Regions from separate parts of the Mus musculus genome. Here region 2 is linked to region 1. A link is a loop called in an ENCODE intact Hi-C map of the cell type or tissue named here. Cell type or tissue: heart. All regions are shown on one strand. Links, peaks and the distances in the headings refer to the core of each region. The heading gives the core; the rest is flanking DNA.

What was found. Hi-C counts contacts between places; a loop is a spot of excess contacts. Peaks named below come from ENCODE experiments on the same cell type or tissue, not always from the same donor. Only the 100,000 strongest peaks of a DNase experiment are listed, where the experiment ranks them.
Region 2: it touches region 1 in a loop (2.4-fold over the local background); 3 of 42 quality-filtered maps call a loop at or near these places.

The regions. Positions count from the first base shown.
Region 1 is chr12:28,748,448-28,753,823 of GRCm38, reverse strand. Trappc12 (trafficking protein particle complex 12) reads left to right here and starts at 3,424. Exons shown (of 12, transcript NM_178811.5): 1 at 3,424-3,662. Eipr1 (EARP complex and GARP complex interacting protein 1) reads right to left here and starts at 2,005. Exons shown (of 9, transcript NM_201357.3): 1 at 1,820-2,005. The coding sequence starts at 1,861. In heart, for the core only: a CTCF peak has its summit at 2,161; DNase peaks (open chromatin) are centred at 2,043 and 3,313; H3K4me3 peaks cover 2,719 bases; H3K27ac peaks cover 2,078 bases.
Region 2 is chr12:28,647,108-28,652,483 of GRCm38, reverse strand. It overlaps Rnaseh1 (ribonuclease H1), which reads right to left and starts at 2,882. Exons shown (of 8, transcript NM_011275.3): 1 at 2,668-2,882; 2 at 344-459. The coding sequence starts at 2,795. In heart, for the core only: no CTCF peak of the experiment used is centred there; a DNase peak (open chromatin) is centred at 2,893; H3K4me3 peaks cover 1,699 bases; H3K27ac peaks cover 1,331 bases.

The DNA.
Region 1 (5,376 bases), core at 138-5,137:
GTGGGAGCTCCCCAGTGTAACGATGCTGTCCTATGGAGACAATCACATGCTGACACAAACAAGAGGCTTCTGGAGACCTGTCAGGAAGGAAGCTGAATCTAGCATTGGAATTCCGTCCCAGTATTCAGGCATTACCCAAAATCTGGAGAACTGTGCCTGTGAGTAACCATAAAGATGAAAGTAAATAACGTAATAATAATAAATAAATAGCAGCTAAGAGTAACTTGATACTCACGGAGAGGCTCCAGCACCCACATCAGGTGGCTCACAACCACCTCTAACTCCAATTCCAAGGAATCCAGAGCCCTCTTCTGAGCTTCCTGGGCACCAGGCACACATGTGGAGCACATGCATGCACCCAGAGAAAACACTCACATGCACACAATGAAAATAAATCTTCTGGAAAGCACACATGTGTGGGATGCCCCAAGCACATAGGCTTCCTCAGGAAGCAGCAGGCTGACTGTAGGCCTGCTAAAATCATGGAAAATGAGAGCAGGCCCTGTAGTGTTCCCCGAGTCCTCCCAGTGCTTCTGAAGTTCCCACTGAACTGGTAGTACACAGAGCAATCTGAAGACAGTTCATTAAATGTGTGTGTGTGTGTGTGTGTGTGTGTGTGCGCGCGCTGTCTTAGTTAAGTCAGGCTTGCCTGTCCACTTTAAGGTTTACACTGACTACTGGGGCTATGCATCTCACTTAAAAATTATCACAGTCCATAGACAGGCCCCTCTGAGATAAATTGGAACATCTCCCAGTAACTTCCATTTGTACTTAGGCTTCCAAAGGAACACTAAAAATTGACTCTGAACATATTCCACACATTTCTTCTCATTTTGCAAGTAAATACACTGATACCCCAGATGAGTGAAACACCCTCAACAAGCTCAGTAGCAGTATCTAGGCATAGCCTCACTCTGTCCTGCATTGTCTGACCTTAGCCCTACCATATGATACCTCTATGCATCCATAGCCTCATTCTTTATCTGTATAGTGGGTATTCAGAATCACCTGCAGAAAGCTGAGTTTCTCCTCCCATCAGAAGTGAAGGACAACCCCACAAAGCAATCATTACAAATTTGTGTTCAAGAGCACACAATGTCCAAGGATTTTATTTTTATGGAAGGATCACAAAAGAAAGGAGTGAGGACAATGAGGCTACACTGGATTTGATCCCATCTAGATGATGTCAGATGTAATTCCCAGGACAACAAAGAATAGACAAGAATATTCTTGTAGGAATAGAGGAGTGTAGAATAGTCGTCCTGATTCCTAGCATGGGAGTTCTGGATACCCAGGAAGGCGCTGAGAATGGCAGAAGTCTCCAGTGAGCTCTTAGCAAATCATGGTCCAGGTCTGAAGAACTCCCTGGGAGATGGAAACCCTCATCCCACTATTGACTCGAATCTGTAACGAGTTTAGTAGCTATTGAAATAAAAAGTTCATAAGGAAAAAGGCAAGTATATTTCCAACCTGAGTGAGCAAAATGCTTCATAACAGACCAGCCAGCCAGCAACTCCCCTCCCCACGAAGTCCCTCTTTAATGCTCTTGTACTGAGCAGTATCCAACACACAACTCAATGGTCAATAATTGCTACTCAAGACCCCAGAAGTGCGAGTGTAATCAAGTCACCTGCGAGGCCGAGTGCTCACCCTCTGCTGTCTATGCCAGCCCTGGCCCTCACTTGGCCACACTCCCTGCGCGTACCCTCTCCCCAAATCCGGGCCTTGAAGCCCAGAATCCTTGGAACCAGACTGAGTGTGGGCGCTCTCTGGTGAGGGCCAGGCACAGGCGGCACCTCACCGACTCCGCCATGCTCACCTGGAATTCCAGCCCGTAAATCACCGGGGCGTCGTCTTCCATGATACTCTGCCTACCCAGCTACTCACGCCTCAGAGCTCGAGTCCCCCCTCACCAGGGATCGCTCAGAACCCATTCATTCCCCGCCTGAAAAATGGACTACGAGACCCAGACCGGCTCCCTGACGGCTCACTTCCTGTTTTCTTCGTCGCGTCATCAATACGCTCCTCCCCGGTGGCCAATGGCAGCTGGGCCTTTATTCTGCGCATGCTCATTTGGCCTTTCATGAGACCCAGCAGCTACAGGAGATCCTGGGTTGGAAGGCCGGGCCCGGAGCAAAAGCAGCGGGAATGGACGTCCATCAGGGCGGCGCTCTTATCCTGCGCTGCTCCCTCAAGTTCCAAAGATCTGAGCCCTAAAGAGAACAGTTAACTTGGCATTATGGTTGGCAGAGCTTTACTCCTAAACCGTGGTCCTGAGCACCAGAGCACTGCCCAACCCACTGCCAGGACCTTCGATCCAGCCTCAGAAGCAGGCTCTTAGATGTCCATTTAAAGATAAGATGCTGCAAGCTTGAGTCAAGACTGTGGTGATGGTGTAAGTGGGCAGTGACATACAGCGAGCGGTGTGCACTTCACGTAACCACCCAGTCCTGCACAGAGACACAACTAAGCCCACGATCTAAACTGTCCAGAGCTCTCAGAGACAGAAGGCTCTAGGACCTGGCATGGAAAATACTGCAAGAATGCACCATAGGAAATGAACTGTCTTGGTTCTATGAAGTTCTGGATCTCCACACGCGTTTCTTCTGTGTTTTGACTTTGCCATTATCTCTTGACTGACCTTCATGACAGCAGTTTCTGTGATGCTACCATTAGCCCCCTTAGTAGTCATCCATTGCCCACCTTTGTCTTACCTTGACTTTCTGATAAAACCTCTGGCAACTAGCTTCCACCGATCCCAAAGCTATGAAAGTCATGAGATAGCACCTGAGACCTACCCACCTACCCACTGCTTCCGAAGTGTGCTTAAGAAGTAGGTATTTTTGGTTGTTACTGTAAAACTTCATCAAATTGTTATCATGTAGGGCAGAATCTACGGTGACCTGAATCTATGTTCCCAAGCTATAGTCACTCACAGAATAAATTCTTCTTCCCTTTGAGATGAGAGCTGTGTTTTTACGTTGTCATAGAAATGTGACACAGAAAATCAAGAAAGCAAGGTTCTTGACTTGAGGACGATTCTCAACCAACCATGAGTTCAGCAAGCAAGGCTGACTCTTGACTCCTTAATTCCTCCCCGCAACTTTACGGATGTTAGCACACACTGCCACAGACACAAGGGGGGAAACGTGGAGAATCAACTAGCACAAAGATAAAATCCTAGGAAAAAACATCCTTGGTTGGTGACAGGCCCAAGGACAGACGATTTTCTTCAATCTCCAGGACCATCCTTGTCCCCTACCCAGTTTGGCCTTAGGCCCCGCCCACAGCTCTTGAGCCGGATATGCGCCCGGCTTCCAGTGGAGAGCTTAGCGGCTCCCAAACTGAGCATGTGCGGAAGTCGGGTCTCCGCGGCCAGCACACGCAGACGCACAAACGCGCGGGACCTTGGATCTTGAGTTTACTTCCGGTCTTCCGTCATCTCTTCGGACCCTTTTCGCCTGTGGGTGACCCGACCTCAGGGGCGGGTGGCAGGTGAGGAGCGGGTCGCAGTGAGGAGGGTCGCCGGTACCCTTGACCTTCCCACAGAGGGCGGCGTCCTCGCGTAATCAACCGCTCTCGGCCACGCAGAGTAGCCCCACGAGGGGCTGGCTCCTTCGGGCTTTAGCCAATTCTGTGTGCTCCCTGTGGTTTTGGACAAGGTACACACCCTCCTGACCTCGGTTTTATGTGTATAAAGTGCGGGTTCGTTAGCATGCTTAGAAGGTGCCCGTGTTACATCACCAGTGTTCGAGCTATGTTTTTGGTTTGCCCCAACTTTTGCTCCTGTCGACCTCGGTGTGTCATAGCCCCACAATAAATGAAGCACTGCAGTAAGCCAGAGTCGGGGTTAAGAGATAGAGGATGGGGTGCCATAGACATAACCTGACCACTGACGAATGAGTAGTGTTGTGTGGGAAAAGTGATTCCTTCCTGTAAGCATTCGGGAGATTGTGATGTGGAATATTTTAAGTTTGAGGTCAGTCTGGGCTAAATAGGGAGACACCCCAACCCCCTCAAAAGAAAGAAAGAATGAATAGAGTCTAAAAACTAAAACAAGGGTTGACAGGATGGCTCAGTGTCTGTCACCATTCCTGATAATCTGAGCTGCATCCACAGGACCCACACGATGGAAGAAGAGTTGTTCTTCCACATGATTGTCTTCTGACCATAAATAGACAAATGAATAAATACAGTAAGACGAGGTGTTGGTGCTGAGCCTGTATCATTTGAGAAGTAGAGGCAGGATGTTCAGGAGTTCAAAGTCGTCTTAGGCTATATAACAAATTTAAGGCCAGCTTAGGTTACCTACGACCTTGATTTATAAAAACAAACTCTCACACATATTAAAAAGCTAAATAAATGTTAAAAAAAAAAAAGTATCAGCCAGCCAGTGTGTGGTGAAATCGGAGTGTGTGTATGCTGTTGCAGGAAGGAACTGCAGGTCTGTGATTGCTCTTGGCAGTGGTGGTCCTTTTCTCTGAGCGCTCAGGAGGCACAGGCAGACTGATCTCTGAGTTCGAGGGTAGCCTGATCTACAGAGTGAGTTCCAGGACAGCCAGGGCTACTTGGAGAAACTCTCTCTTTAAAAACAAATAAGTGGTCGGGCAGTGTTGGTGCATGCCTTTAATCCCAGCAATTGGGAGTCAAAGGCAAGCAGTTTTCTGAGTTCAAGGCCAGCCTGATCTACAGAGAGAGTTCCAGGACAGGCTATACAGAGAAACCCTGTCGGGGGGCGGGGGGGAAGAGAGAGAGAGAGAGAGATCAAAGTGGTCCTTGATACATAGCAACAGTTAAGTTTACTGTGGCTTTGGGTACATAAGACCCAGTCTCAAAAGAAAAATTTGATGGCCATGATCTAGCACATTGATTTCTGGGCATTGAAATAGGAATTTGCTGTACCAAAGAATTGAAATTAGAGTCTCAAAGACGCACACACACAGACACACATCCTGTTCACAGAAGCACTGTGCACGATTGCTCGAGGCTAGAAGGAACCCAAGCATCCATTTGACAAGTAAATGGATGCGCTAACTGGCGCACGCCTGCAGTGCTGTGTTGTTACTCACCTGTCCAAGGGAAGGAAAGCCCATTGGTGCTGCGGCATGGGTGTCCTGCCGTGAGGAATGGACTGTGGTGGCTGTGCGTTCCAGTTCAGAGGACTTGGCGCTCAGGAAGCAAAGAGGGCAAATAGCACAGAGCAGGCTGGGGCAGCCGGTAGACAGCAACACCTCATGCAGTCAGGGCTTACAATAGCCAACAGAGAAGACTACCGTAGCCTGACAGAAAGAGGGGCCAAAAGGCATCATCAGGTCAGTGCTCCCAGCATGCCTCAGAGTCTGCTGGGGAAGCGGCTTCATACTGGATTCCTGAGTG
Region 2 (5,376 bases), core at 104-5,103, 100 kb after region 1:
GTAGGACAAGTCTGGAACTGGCTGTCATTCATGCCTTAAACTCCCAATCCTAGGTACCATATACCTGGCTGAACCACACTCTTCTTTTAAAATTACATTTTAAAATCTTATTTATATTTATGTGCGCGTGTGTTACAGGAGACTATGAGTCACGCAACATGGATGCTTAGAATCAAACCGTGACCCTCTGAGCCACATCTCTAGCCTCTGAACCACCATTCATGACAACTTTAATGTGCACGGAAAATAGACAGTCACCTTCTCTACAGAAGCAGTGATGTCGGGCACGCAGAGGGCTTTTCATAGCTTAAAACGTTACACTGACGTGAAGTAACTAACATACCTTTTGAACCATCCGGGCTTGAAGAGCTCCTGACAAAGGCCCAGGCCTCATCTTCTGTGGCAAATTTCTTAAACCTGGCAGCAGGAAACCGGTCCACCTGGGCTTTGCACTCACTCCTGCAAGGGTGTGTACATTAGCCAGGCTTCCTTCCTCTTCAATTACATCCTTTCTCATTTTTTTTAACTTAACTTTATTTTTTACTATTTTACCTCATCTATTTACAGTTGTCATGTTTTACTGCAGTTTTAGGTTTACATCAAATAGGAAATGAAAGTAGAGAGTTCTCTTGAGCTTCTGCCCCGCAGTGCCCTTTATTTGCACCAGGGATCAGTCGGTGTTGTAAAGCCTACAGGTTTAGTGAATAGATGATGCCAGTGAACTACATTAGCACAGATGCAGAACAATCTCATGCCTTAGAAACCCCCCACAGGGGGCTGGGTGGTGGTGCGTGCGTGCCTATAATCCCACACTTGGAGGCAGTGGCAGGAGAAGCACAAGTTCAACGCCACACGAATCTATGTGCAGGTTGCAGGCCAGCCAGTGCCTCATAGAAACTCAGTCTCAAAAACACCTGAGTTTGAGAGTGCACACCTGTGATCCCAGCACTTGAGAAGTAGAGACAAAGGGTCAGAAGTTCAAGGTCACCTTTGATTTATAGCTAGTTCAGTTGAAGGCCAACCTAAGACACACAAGACCCTGACAGGAAACAAAGCCTGTCTGCTTTCACAGTCACCTCTCCTCAGTTCGAAGCCCTTAAAAGCACTGATTTGTTTTGCAATCTCTACTAGTTCCAGGATCCCATATAGTCGGAATCCCACACTGTAGATCATTTCAAATTGGCTTTTCCTTTTAGCAGGGTATAGTTAGTGCTTCTTCATACTATTTCATCTTTCATAACTCATTTCAAGTCTGCATAATATTCCATAACTTTACCAACTCACTGTCTACTGGAAACTTGGCTTCCAAGTTTTGTCAATTATGAATTAAATCTCCGTACATGATTAAGTGCAGCTTAATGTGAAGGCATAGCTTTCCCCATTTTTTTATTTCCTCAAGACAGAGTTTCTGTGTGTAGCCCTGGCTGTCCTGAAACTCCTTTTGTAGACCAGGCTGGCCTGGAATTCAGAGATGCACATGTCTCTGCCTCCCAGCCTCCTGAGTGCGGGGATTTAAAGGCTTGTGCCACTATGCCTGGCCCAGTGTCTTTTCTAGAGCAGGAGTTTTTAACTGAATGAAGTTTAACATACAAGGACTTTTCATGGATTATAGGTTTGGTGTTGTATGGTGAGTCAAAGGGATCTGCTGTCAATTCCTTGGGACAAAGGTCACACCTCAATTTGGTTTCATTTTACATGTTAAGACCTGACAGCCCATTCTGCTAAATGCCATCCAATCCAAATAGCATACTAATACCACAAGGTCTTCCACAACTCCAGCACATACTAAAATTTTGTTATCTTTAAGACTCAATCACAGAAAAAGGGTTGGCAGTGGATATATTTCTTCCTTAGTACTGTCTCAGCTGTGCCTAGGGAAACATCCAGGTCACAGGGACAACAAACCTTGATATTAGAAGTTAGCTGTCATATACTCCCAAACCTGGACTTAAGCCCCGATTCTGCCTCTCATTTGACCTGGGAACTGCCACAGTACCGGTGAAACTGAAAACTTCATCTTGCCTCCAAGGGCTGCGACATGGATCCAAAGGCAAAGACCAGCTTCTGGCTTGAGACTCTCCACCTCTCCCCCTCCCTCATCTCTTCCACAGCCCATGCTGGCCTCTAACTTGTAGTGATCCTCCTGCCTCCACCTCAACAGTGCTGGAATTACAAACATGTGACAACACATCTCACCACGATTTTCCTTCTTAAAAACAGTCGGGGATGAGGATGTAGCTCAGCTGCTGGCCTAGTATGCACAAGCCCTGGGTTCAAACACCTGCAGTACACAAATTGAGCATAACGGTGCCTATCTGAAATCCCTGCGTTTGGTTAGTGAAGGCAGAAAGACCAGAAGTTCAATTTGGCACATAATCGGCTCGAGAAAAGTCACCCAGTAGGTATGAAAAATGTTTAAAAGATGAAAACACGAGGAAGTTGGGCGTGGTGGCCCAAACCAATGAGCTCAGCAGTCTGGACTACATGAGGTCCTGTGTCAAAAAACAAAACACCCACACACAGGAACGATCAGAACGTGGGAAGCCTTGTGTAAATTCTGGCTGCGGTGACCATGTGTTCTCTTTGGGAGGATTTGACTACAACACGGAAGGGCTAAACGAGCTGTTAGGTGTTTAGAATAAAGGGCTCCGCCAGGCTCCGTCTCACCAACTCAGGAAGACTCCGGTCCTGCGGCCTCTCCTCACCGCATAGAACATCCCGAGCCCGCAAATGCCTCGCCTCAGGCGTACGACGGCCAGTGTCACTGTGCGGGACAGCGGCAGCAGCCAGCGCATCACTCACGCCAGCGCGGCAACCCACATTGCTGCCCGCGAGCCTCCCGCCGGCGAGCCGACACACTTCCGGCTCAGGAAGGTGACGTCGCGAGGCGCCCGTCGCGGAGAGGGGCGGGGCCGAGGATTGTGTCTTCGGTTTCTTAGACGTCGGTGGAGACGTTCGGCCTGGAGACAGAGGTGTTTCCCAGCTGCCGAGTGCCTAGTCCAATCCCAGCACAGCAAAACTGATTTGGAAGCGAGAGGAAGAGGGGAAAGAAGGAATGAGAGGATGATGGCCGAATGAGGGAATAGATGTGAAGACAATGAGCCCCTGTAAAACTACATCCCATATTCTAGGATGCCCAACTCTGCAGAATAGGGTTCCCCTCCCCTTTGCCAGCAATGAATGAGAAGATGTCATGAATACATAACAACACTCTGGCCATATAATTCTGGACTACATAGAATGAAGCAAGTCACTGTTGCAAACTGGGGAATCGTTTTTATAACCCAAAATCAACTAAAATTTTAAAATCTACTCCTTAGGGACTACCAAGGCGACTTTGAAAGTGAAGGCACTTGCCACCAAGCTTAACAACTCTCCCACAAGTTGTCCTCTGACCTTCGCACATATGCACCAATGATAATGCACGCACACACCAACACATAGATGCAATTTTAAAGTAATAAATGTATATTCCTTGAAGTCATGAGTATGAAAAGTTTTTCTAAATATAAAGAAAAAATAGGGAAGGGAAAATTTCCCTTTAATGGTTGTCTCTGATTGTTTGCCCTTCAGCCAGCTGTCGGTGTGGTTTGTAGAATGTAAAGCAACTCTACCCTTCTCTTTCCTTTAGAAATCAGTTGTTTATTTATGTATTACTTTAGTTCATGTGTATGAGTGTTTCGCTTGCATCTATGTTTGTGCCACAGACATACTTTCTGCCCACAGAGGTCAGGAAATGGCATTGGCTCCCCTGGGATTGGAACTCAAGCCTTTGCAAAAGCAGCCACTATTCTTAATGAGTGAGCCATCTCTCCAGCGCCACCAGAGTTTTTGTTTGTTTGTTTGTTTTTTAATATTTGAAGCCAGACATGGTGCCTCAAACCTATTATCCCAGTACTGTGTAGACTACAGCAAGAGGATTACTGCAAGTTCAAGGGCAGTCTTGGCTACACGATGAATCCTGGCACTGGAGATTGAAATTAGGGTCTCACATATATTGGGCATAGGCCCTGCCAGAACTTCCTCTCATCCCTTCTTTTTATTTCTATGTAGCAAGTATTAATGTCTATCAACTCAAATAAAACCTCAAAATACCAACAATATTCTAAAGTTTAAAAAAGGGGGTAAGAAAGAAAAAAAAAGAAAAAAAAAAAAAACAAAAGAAGGGGGTATGGATATATCCAGTGTCTCGGAAACCGGGTGTGGTGGTACTTGCCTGTCATCCCAGACTGAGGAGTCAGGGATAAGGAGACCAATAGTCAAGGTCATCCTTGGCTACATAACTGGGGCCAAGATACAAGACACTTACTTTTTCAAGAAAAATAATTTGAGCCAGACGTAGTGGCTCACGCCTTTAATCCCAGCACTTGGGAGGCAAAGGCAGGCAGATCTCTGAGTTCAAGGCCAGCCTGGTCTACAGAGTTAGTTCCAGGACAGCCAGGGCTACAAAGAGAAAAAAAACACCTGTCTCAAAAAACCAAACCAAAACAAAACAAGAGCAAAAATCTTAATAACTGCTGGCTGTGGGTTAGATGGCTCAGTAGGTATACAAGCTTGCTGAGCAAGCCTGGTATCATGAATTGGATCTCCAGAACAAAAATAAAAGTTGTTGGGAAGCTTGGTGTGGTGCCTTGAGCCTTTAATCACTGCACTTTGTAGGCAGAGGCAGGAGAATCTCTGTGAGACTGGTCTACATGTTGAGCACGAAGACAGCCAGGACTACATAGAAAGACTTTGTTTTGCAGAGGAGTGACATCACAGTCTTCCTCTGACATCACAGGAATGCTGTGGCATGTGCTTCCATGCCAGCACGCATTAATAAAAACATGCTGACCTTGAAAATGACTAAAAGTCAACAAAAATCTTAATGTACAAAAATGTGTTCCAACTTTGAATTTATAACTTCAACTTAACTTTCTTGCCAATTACATTTTCTATAAGGACTGATTAACATTTAATGTAATTATTCTGTAAAAACACATTAGTGCCGGGCGTGGTAGCGCACGCCTTTAATCCCAGCACTTGAGAGGCAGAGGCAGGCGAATTTCTGAGTTCAAGGCCTGCCTGGTCTACAGAGTGAGTGCCAGGACTACAGAGAAACCCTGTCTTGAAAAAAACAATAAACAAACAAACAAACAAACAAAACCACGTTAGTATTTTCCAATATGTGTAATTTTGAAGACAAAACTCCTTGGTGGGACTGGAGAGATGGCTCAGTAATTAAGAATGCTTGCCTTGCTAGGGTGATGGTGAATGCCTTTAATCTCAGCACTCAGAAGGCAGAGGCAGGCAGATTTCTGAGTTTGAGGCTGGCCTGATCTTCAGAGTGAGTTCCAGGACAGCCAGGGCTACACAGAGAAACCCTGTCTTGAACAA